Linked DNA regions of Homo sapiens: region 1 is linked to region 2. A link is an interaction called in ENCODE POLR2A ChIA-PET data of the cell type or tissue named here. Cell type or tissue: endothelial cell of umbilical vein. All regions are shown on one strand.

Region 1 (5,000 bases), 1.1 Mb after region 2:
CCCCTCTCTACAAACATGGTGAAACCCCCTCCCTACAAAAAATATACGAAAATTAGTGTGGTGGCCTGTGCCTGCAGTCCCAGCTGCTCAGGAGGCTAAAGTGGAAGGATCAAGTGAGCCTGGGGAGGTTGAGGCTGCATTGAGCCATGATCATGCCACTGCACTCCAGCTTGGGCACAGAGTGGGACCCTATCTGAAAAAAAATAAATAAATACATCAGCAGGACTCCACCACGGATAAGGGGTGTTCCCTTGGGCAAGTGACTTAACCTCTCTCTGCATTTCAGCTTCCCTATATGTAAAATGGGATGCAAACAGCCACCTCATCAAGCCACCACGACAGTGAATAAAACTAAGGACTTTCACAGTGCCTGGCACGCAGGAGGCATTAGTATCTGTTATTGAGCCCGGTGTGTGCCAGGCAATGTGGTGGGATGGGGGACACAAAGGCAAGTGAGCTGAAGTCCTTGCCCCCAGGAGCTGTAGCTCAGTAGGAGAGAGAAGTTGCCAGCCCTACCAGAGGGCTAGAGGCTGTGGGCTCGGGCAGGAAGGGAGAACTGCATGCTTGTTGGGGAAACAAGAAAGGTGGGTGAGAGAGATGATCTTTCCATCTGAAGATGGGCAGAATTTTGCTTTGTCTCTTTAAAATTTCTGTTTTGGAAAATATTCAACAATACAAAAGAAAGAATCGTACAAAGACTTTCAAATCTCCACCAATGGCTGGGCGCAGTGGCTCACGCCTATAATCCCAGCACTTTGGGAGGCCGAGGTGGGTGGATCACCAGAGCTCAGGAGTTGGAGACCAGCCTGGCCAACATGGTGAAACCCCGTCTCTACTAAAAATACAAAAAATTAGCTGAGTGTGGTGGCGGGTGCCTGTAATCTCAGCTACTTGGGAGGCTGGGAGAGAATTGCTTGAACTCGGGAGGCAGAGGTTGCGGTGAGCCGAGATTGCACCACTGCACTCCAGCCTGGGCAACAAGAGAGAAACTCTGCCTCAAACAAACAAACAAACAAACAAACAAAACCTCTACCACCAATGATTAGCATTTTTTAATATTTGTTTTATCTTTTTTATTTTTATTTTTTAGCCAAACCATTACAAAGTAAATTATAGATGCTTGACACTTTTCCCCTAAATATTCCAGCATGCATCTCCTTAGAATAAAGCTATTGTCTTACATACATGTAATATCATTATCCCATCTAACAAAATTAACAATAATTCCTGTATGTCATCTAACACCCAGTTCATACCCAAATTTCTCCAATTGTCCCCAAAATGTATTTTGTGGTTTCTCCTCTCTCCCTCTTTCCTTCTTCCTGCCTCCTTTCTTCTCTCCCTCACTCCCTTTCTTTTTTATTTTATTCATTTATTTTTATTTTATTTTATTTTATTTTATTTTTTGAGACGGAATCTCGCTCTGTCACCCAGGCTGGAGTGCAGTGGCGCCGTCCCGGCTCACTGCAAGCTCTGCCTCCTGGGTTCACGCCATTCTCCTGCCTCAGCCTCCCAAATATAGCTGGGACTACAGGCGCACGCCGCCACACCCAGTTAATTTTTTTTTTTTTTTGTATTTTTTTTTTTAGTAGAGATGGGGTTTCACTGTGTTAGCCAGGATGGTCTTTATCTCCTGACCTTGTGATCCACCCGCCTTGGCATCCCAAAGTGCTGGGATTACAGGCATGAGCCACCGCGCCCGGCCATTTATTTATCTTTTCGAGACAGGGTCCCTCTCTGTCACCCAGGCAGGAGTGCAATGGTGTAATCTCAGCTCACTGCAGCCTCGACTTCCCAGGCACAAGCGATCCTCCCAGCTCAACCTCCCGAGGAGCTGGGACCACAGGCTCACGCCACCATGCCTGGCTAATTACTGTACTTTTTTTTTTTGTAGAGATGGGGTTTTCCCATGTTGCCCAGGCTGGTCTCAAACTCCTGGGCTCCAGCGATCTGCCCACCTTGGCCTCCCAAAGTGCTGGAATTATAGGCGTGAGGTACCACACCTGGCGCCTCCCTCCCTTCCTTCTTTCTTTCCTTTATTCCCTCCTTGCTTTTATCTTTTGAACGAGGATCCGATCTAGGTTCATGCACTGCATATGGGTATTTTTGAGTCTACACAGACCACTTGCACATTTTTTAATGACTTCAACTTTCTTAAGAGTCAAGTCGGCCGGGTGTGGTGGCTCATGCCTGTAATCCCAGCACTTTGGGAGGCCAAGGCAGGCAGATTACTTGAGGTCAGGAGTTTGAGACCAGCCTGGCCAACATGGTGAAACCCCGTCGCTACTAAAAATACAAAAATTAGGTGGGCATGGTGGCATGCACCTATAATCCCAGCTACTTGGGAGGCTGAGGCTAGGGAATTGCTTGAACCCTGGAGGTGGAGGTTGCAGTGAGCTGAGATCGCGCCACTGCAATCCAGCCTGGGCGGCAGAGTGAGACTCTGCCTCAAAAAAAAAAAAAAGAGCAAAGTCAAGTCCATTGTCTTATACGGTGTTCTCATTCTTAATTTAGTTATTTAGTTATTTCCTTGTGATGTCATCTAATTTGTTCCTCTATCCTATTTATTTCCTGTAAACCGAAAGTTAGATCTAAAGGCTTGATTAGACCCAGGCTACATACTCTTGGCAAGAATCTATTATGAGTAATACTGTACACTTCACATGGACCAGTTGCTCCAATTTTCCTTGGATGGATGGGATTGATGGATCGATGGGTGATTGCTAGACATCTTTATTATAGAAGAATTAGTCCCCTTGTGATTTGCAAGTCAGCTGTGGCATGCTGGGCTGGCACCCTGCCACATGCACCTAGGCAGGATTTTGACAGACCATTCCAGGCAGAGGTGAAAGCCTCACCAAGGTGGAAGGCACAGTACGTATTCAGGGGTGAGGAATGGCTGGATGCCATTGGCTCCAATGGAGGCTGCGGCTAGGCCCAACTGCAGAGAATTGTGAAGCGGGAGTGAAGAATGAGGATGCTGTTCACAGGCCAGAGAGAGCTGGGAAGGTCTTGGACTGAGGGATAACTAGAGTAATGATGAGAAAAAAAAATGGGTAGCACTGGACGGCAAAAATTTCCTCTGGGGTGGGGTGGGGGTGGTGAGAATGGGGGTGTCCTTGTCCCCACCTTCCACAAGCCCTCAGGTGGCCAGGACCCTGTGCCCCAGAGAGCAGGGAGCCTGTGCTGTTCTTGAGGGATATGAGGGACTCCCCAGCCCTGGAAGTAGCACAGAAACAGCTCTGGAGAGGAGGATGGGGAGATCGGGGCACTCCTGCAGGACCAGGATGGGAGAAGGGATGGGCATGACCAGGGGGCCTCCCCTGCCGCCACCTCCAGGGCCCCTGGGACCCAGTCCCACCCAGCTCTCCCAGCTTATCTTTTCTGGCCAGTAAGGAGGATTGCCCACGTGTGCTTAGCATTTCCTCTGCCTGTGACCACGCTGGCTGTACCAGAAGGAAGGGGTCTCGGTCCCTGAAATGACCACATGGAAGGTTGCCTAAGACTGAGAATGCTTGATTAGACTTCGTGTGAGAAGAAATAGCTTCTGCTGAGTTGAGCCACTGAGATTTGGAGGTGTTTGTTGCAGGAGGTAGCCTTTCCTGACTAATACTCCCTCCCTTTCTCCAGTGTCTGCCCGTGCAGGGGGAAGGTGAAGGCTGAGTGGCTGAGTGATTATGCTGCTGAAAGCTCGAGATGTGGGGACTGCTTTAATGGTTTCATCAAATCCTCCTGACAGCTGGTCCCAAGGTGGGCTGGGAACTCTGGGACAAATGTCTGGGCTTCTCCATCAGCACCTGTGCAGCCACCTCCCAGGCCCTTGTGTCCAGCCCTGACTCCCACCACTCACAGGGTGACCTTGGGCAAGTCACCACCTATTTCAATGGGAAGGCTTCCCCAGTGGGATAGAGGGGATCATGGTGCCCCCTGCCCCATCTCACAGGGACAGCAAATGCCAGGAAACCAAAGCAGACACTATTTTAAAGGATTTATTTTCCAGCAGTCCTGAGGGGCAAGGACAGGACAGGAGGGAGAAGGAGATCCCAGGACGCTTGAGGGCCCCGTTCATGGGCAGTAGGCAGATTCGTCCTTCTAGTGCCTGTGGTAGGCAGGTTGACCCTGGGTTCGGGAGGGACACAGGCCCTGGATGACACTGAGCTGGATGCCTAGGCAGTGTCACTCCCCACACTTTCAACCTGAGCCCCACAGCAAGCCTATAAGGTGAACATTCTCACTGTGATTTGTCAGGCTGGGTTCAGGGAGTGAAATGGCCTCCTCCAATTCCACAGGTTCAAATACCCTGCAGAGCGGCACCAGCCTCCCTCAGAAAGGACCAGACACTTGTAACATTTATGTCCTTTACCTGGGACACTGCTGTCCCATACTTGCTGTATGAAAAGAATATTTCTCAAGAGGAAGAGGAAGCCAGGCGCAGTGACTCACGCCTGTAATCCCAGCACTTTGGGAGGCTGAGCCAGGAGGATCGCTTGAGCCCAGGAGTTTGAGACCAGCCTGGGTAACATGGCAAAACCCCGTCTCTACAAAAATCAGCCAGAAAGGCATAGATAGACCCAAATCCCAGTCTTTAGCCTGGCCCAACCACCTGAGAATGGTCTCTACCCAGGATTCCTTCACTCAATTACACCCTACTCTTTGCCTCCTGCCACAGACAGAGAGAGAGAGCGCTACGCTACCACAGCCAGCTTCCTCCCAGGGCCAGGAAAGCTCCACCTTGTCCCCCTCTCACAGTTCCTAAAATTCTTCCATTCATCTATTTGGCCTCTTAAGTATTTACTCTGTTTTCAAATACATATATAACTCCAGCTTATAATACCAAGTCAAAGGTAGTCTTTCACACCATAGCATGAATTTGATTGTCAGCTATTTAAGGAAGGAGGCAGGGAAAGTGGAATGGGGGGTACTCTGAAGAGGCCAGGCCTGGGTATTGGAGGTTGGAGGACCACCCAAAAAAAGCCTGAGGGGAGAAGGAAATGTAAGCA
Region 2 (5,000 bases):
CTGGATCAGCCAGGCCCTGTGCTGAGCTCAGGGAGGCACAGAGCTAAGCACATTGCAGCCCTGCCCCTCAATGGGAGCTCCTGAATTGAGGTGGAGAGGCCTGGGTATGCATGAGTAGATGGTGAGGAAGCTGGAACGAGGAAGCGGGTGGGGAAGAGTTCCCGGCCTCAGCCTGGCTCTGGAATTTCACCAGTTACCAGATTATCTGCTCCCTGCTCCTGGGCCACCGTGGACGACTCACTGGTTTTATTGCAATCCCCTTTCTCCCATGATATGTAAGGGCCCTTTGCCCTGCAGGGCCAGCCCCTTGCTATCCTGGTAACTCTGGACACCCCACTGTCTCCTCGGTTCCTGAGGACAGTAGAGCCCCCTCCAGTGCCATTTGCAAATGTCCCTCCACTTCCCCTGGAAACTTTAGCAGGCTCATGGAAACCCAGTTGGTGCTGAGTCAAGGCAAGAGGTGGAACTGATAATATTGTTTACAAATTATAATAGTTATGTATATTCAATGCATAAACCTTATGCAGGGGGAAAATAAAAATCACTAATAATTCCACTGCCTAACAATAGGCAGTGTTAACATTTTGGGGGTATGATCTTCAATGCTTTATATATATACATACGCACATACACACACACACACACACACACCACACATATACACACACACACACAAACACACACATATATACAGTGGCCCTCTGTGTCCATGGGTTCCACATCCATGGATTCAACCAACCACAAATCAAAAATATTAAAAAATAAAATAATGTAACTATAAAGTAATGCAAATAAAAAACAATACAGCATAACAACTATTTACACAGCATTTACATTGTATTAGTTTTTTTGTTTTTTTTTTTTTTTAGATGGAGTTTTTCTCTTGTTGCCCAGGATGGAGTGCAATGGCACGATCTTGGTTCACTACAACCTCCACCTCATTTCAAAGCCTGAGGTTTTGTTTTGATCTTGTATTATGGTGTGTGTGTGTTTTTATTGTTTGTTTGTCTGTTTGTTTTTGAGATGGAGTCTCCCTCTGTCACCCACGCTGGAGTGCAGCAGCCTGATTCTGGCTCACTACAACCTCCGCCTCCCAGGTTCAAGTGATTCTCCTGCCTCAGCCTCCGGAGTAGCCAGGACTACAGATGTGCACCACCACATCCAGCTAATTTTTGTATTTTTAGTAGATACAAGGTTTCACCATGTTGGCCAGGCGGTCATGAACTCCTGACCTCAAGCAGTCCACCCACCTCGGCCTCCCAAAGTGCTGGGATTACAGGCGTGAGCCACCGTGCCCAGCCTGATCTTTGTTATGGTTATGTAAGATGTTATCATTGGGGGAAATTGAATGAAGGCTACACTGGACCTCTCTGTACTAATTTTTTTGCAACTTCCTGTACATCTACAATCATTTCAAAATAAAACAACAACAACCAAAAAAAATTGAGGCAGGCCGGGGATGAACTATTTGACCTCAGTTTCAGAAGCTTCTGTTTTAAACTCTACACTTTGTCACGTGGACCAGAGCTAAGGTTTCCTTGTCTCAGTTTCCCTTGAAAGGTGGGACTTGGTCTAGGGAAAAGCACCCCTCATGGAGAGTGGCGGGTGACCATCCAGGCTCTCCTCCATCATAGTGCTCCTGCAGCCCAAATGTGTGCTTGAGGGGCTGACCTACCCTGCTCTCTGCAGGAGGGGAGAACCCGAAGGGGAAAAAGGGGAGGCACGGTTTCCCTTGTGGGCTCCAGGGAGTTTCTAGGACAGGTAGGAATCTGGCCGAAAGCAGACGAAAAGATGAGACTTGCTCTTTGGAGCTGGGCAAAGCCTTCTCTTTCCTTAGGAAAACCCGTATGTCCAGAGAAACATCTCTCCTGAAGAGCTGGAGAGGGGCCCCCTTTTGGCAGGCTCATCCTTCTTGGGTTGTCATTGGCCCAGCCTCATCTTGGGCCTGAGCTAAAGCCACCCACAGAGCTGGGCATGGGCCACTCCCCAGACCTGGGGCAGACTCAGCTCTATGGCTCACCACCCAGGGGCACTCTCCGTTCTCAGGGGCTGCAGCTTCCCCAGTGTCCTGAGCACCATGACAACAGGGTTGGGTTGAATCAGGTTTCAATCAAGTTTCCAAATAACAGAAACTGGGGAGCCAACTTAGAATGCTGGCTTGAGAGTCCCCAGGATCACCCTCAGGCTTCATGATTTGCTAGGACTCACAGAACTCAGAAAAGCCATTGTACTCGTATTTATCACTTATTGTGGTGTAAGGATACAGATCAAAATCAGTAAAAAGAAAAGGTACAAAAACAAAGTCGCGGGGATATCAGGTGCATGCTTACAGGTGTCCCTTCCTAGTGGATTCACCTGGGAACACACTAATTCTTCCAGCAACAATGTATGATGACTTATGCAAGGTGTTACCAACCAGGGAAGCTCACCCAAGCCTTAGCATCCAGGGTTTTTATTGAGGTCAGTCATGTAAGTATGCATCACCCATGTGACCAACCTTAGCCACCAGTCTCCAGGCCCCCAGAGATCAAACGGACACAGTGGTGTCAGACAAATAAAAACAGGCATTCATCACAAGTTACATTGTTAGCATAAACTCTGGTCAAACTGATACAGTGTGCCAGGAGGCCCCAGACGTACAAAAACATTGTTATCAAACAGGATGCTACAAGGGCTGAGGTTATCTCCCAGAAGGAGTCAAGGGCCAGCCCCTTCTTTGGAATGTGCAGGGTTTGAGCAATACCAGCCTGCTGAGCTAACTCTTTACTGTTCAGATGCCAATCATTTATTTTACCTAATACACGCAGAAATCATCTGTTATCACCATGATTTCATAAAAGAAAGATTTAATGCCAAGAAGGTAGTTTGGACATTATGACAGTGTGGGTGGAGGTCTGTGCTCTCCAAGAGAAAACAGTTGGCTTGATGTCGCTGACTATGAAAATGAAGGGACCAGAAGCCACAAGTGTACACCATGAACCCAACATGGGCTTTTTTTCTTGTTTGTCTGCACAGCTTTGTCTCCAGTCAAGGAAGGGATGACCTGAGAGGCTCAGCCTTCCCTCTGCTCCTGTGCTGGTTCTGAGTCAGATGTCCCTACTCTTGGGCAGGACCAGGCCCTGCTGAGGATGGGAGGGCACGGTATGGAACCCTCCTCCCTTAAGCATCTAAGCCTGTTTGTCCTTTCTTTTCTTGGAACTCATTACTATTACAACTTATTCTGGCAAAGAAGGGAGTCTGTTCTTTTTTAGCAAGTGCTGTGGCCTCTGCCCTGCCCCTTGCCCCAGGCTCTGGTCCCTACTAGGCTGACTCTATGACCCTAGGATAGAACAGCTATTCTTTTTTTTTTTTTTTTTTTCTTTTTGAGACAGGGTCTCATTCCATTGCTCAGGCTGGAGTGCAGTGGTGTGATCATAGCTCACGGTAGCCTCAACCACCTAGGCTCAATCGATCTTCCCACCTCAGCCTCTTGAGTTGCTGGGACTACAGGTGCATGTCGCCACACCTGGCTAGTTCTTGTATTTTTTGTGGAGATAGGGTTTCCCCATGTTGCTCAGGCTGGTCTCAAACTCTTGGACTCAAGCAATTCTCGTATCTCAGCCTCCCAAAGTACTGGGATTACAGGCATGAGCCTCTGCGCCTGGCCAGAACAGCTATTCTTCTAAAGTCTCAACTCACCCCGCTTTCCTCACCATATATCCTCCATGCATAGAGCTGAGCATTAAAGACCTGGGCTGCTGGCCTGTGCAGGCTTCATGGCTTGGAGACAGACAGCCCTGGGTTCCACCATCCACTACCTGGGTGACCTGGAGCAAGTAACCTAACCTTGCAGATCTCTTTGTTTCTCAAGTGGGTCTAATGATAAAGCTTTGAGGAATTAGTGAGTGGGTAACAGCCCAGGGCCTGGTGCCGTTTGAATCCATTGATTAGTAGCTGTGAGGACGATGAATCACGTAGTTTCAGGTGCAAAGCGTGGGGGCAAAGAGAATCCTTGTGATGAGTGCAGTAGGTGCTGTGACACATCCAGCTGCCTTGGAACTGGGTGCTGAGAAGTCAGGGGGGTCCTGGGGCTTCAAGACTTCTGGGGAGGGAGCACAACTCATGCACATGACGAGAAGAGAGCTGGTGGGGCTTTGGGGTTGTGAGGACTGAGGGGCTTGTTCACCGTGGGGTCTTTGCATGTGCATTCTCTCTGTCTGGAGACCTCTTCCTTCCATTTTCTACACCTCCCATTTATCTCTGGAGTGTCCATTTAGACCTCAACTAACCCCTTCATTCCCTGACTCGCCTCCTCTGGGCCCCCTTTGAGCCCCCTGCTTTGTTGTAATAATAATCTGCCATTTATTGTGCCAGGGATAATGCAGAGGGCATTACCTACATATGTTATCTCCTTTGACTCACTCAATATTTAGAGAGCTAGCTGTAGCTTTATTTTTCTGATTTTACAGATGAAGAAACAGATACACAGAAGTGAAGCTGGTGGCTCAACAACCCTCCCTCACTCCATACAGTGGTTGTCTGTGTGCAATTTCATCTGTGCCCTGAACGATGAGCTTCCTGAGGGCAAGGAAGCTTGATCACTGTTTAGCCCCAGATACTTAGTAGATGGGAGCCCTCCACCAGTCCTTGCTGAATGAATGAATGAATGAATGAATGAATGAGTAGATGAATGTTTGTAAAGTGGCAATGCAAGCTGGGAATACCATGGACCACGGACAACAAACAAATATTAGTACCTGTGGTGGGCAGAATAACCCCCCCCCCCCCCAAATCCTAATCCCTGGAACCTCTGAATATGTTATGTTACTTGGCAGAGGGAAAGGAAGGTTGCAGATGGAATGAAAGTTGCTAATCAGCTGACTTTAAAATAGGGACATGATCCTGGATTATCTAGGTGGGTCCAAGGTAATCACGGGGGTCATCAAAAGTGGAAGAGGGAGGCAGGAGGGAACCAAAGAAATGGCAGTGTGAGAAGGATGTGGCTTGACAGTGTTGCTGGA

Evidence for each region. Peaks named below come from ENCODE experiments on the same cell type or tissue, not always from the same donor. Only the 100,000 strongest peaks of a DNase experiment are listed, where the experiment ranks them.
Region 1: POLR2A ChIA-PET joins it to region 2 with 7 read pairs; 1 of 35 experiments calls an interaction of 5 or more read pairs at or near these places.

The regions. Positions count from the first base shown.
Region 1 is chr16:57,365,165-57,370,164 of GRCh38, reverse strand. CCL22 (C-C motif chemokine ligand 22) reads right to left here. Exons shown (of 3, transcript NM_002990.5): 3 at 3,976-5,000. Among named protein-coding and RNA genes, the nearest start is that of CX3CL1, 4.8 kb to the left of the region's middle. In endothelial cell of umbilical vein, no CTCF peak of the experiment used is centred here; a DNase peak (open chromatin) is centred at 2,614.
Region 2 is chr16:58,454,012-58,459,011 of GRCh38, reverse strand. All of the region lies in intron 2 of LINC02137 (long intergenic non-protein coding RNA 2137), which reads right to left. Among named protein-coding and RNA genes, the nearest start is that of LINC02137, 35 kb to the right of the region's middle. In endothelial cell of umbilical vein, no CTCF peak of the experiment used is centred here; a DNase peak (open chromatin) is centred at 2,601; H3K27ac peaks cover 1,816 bases.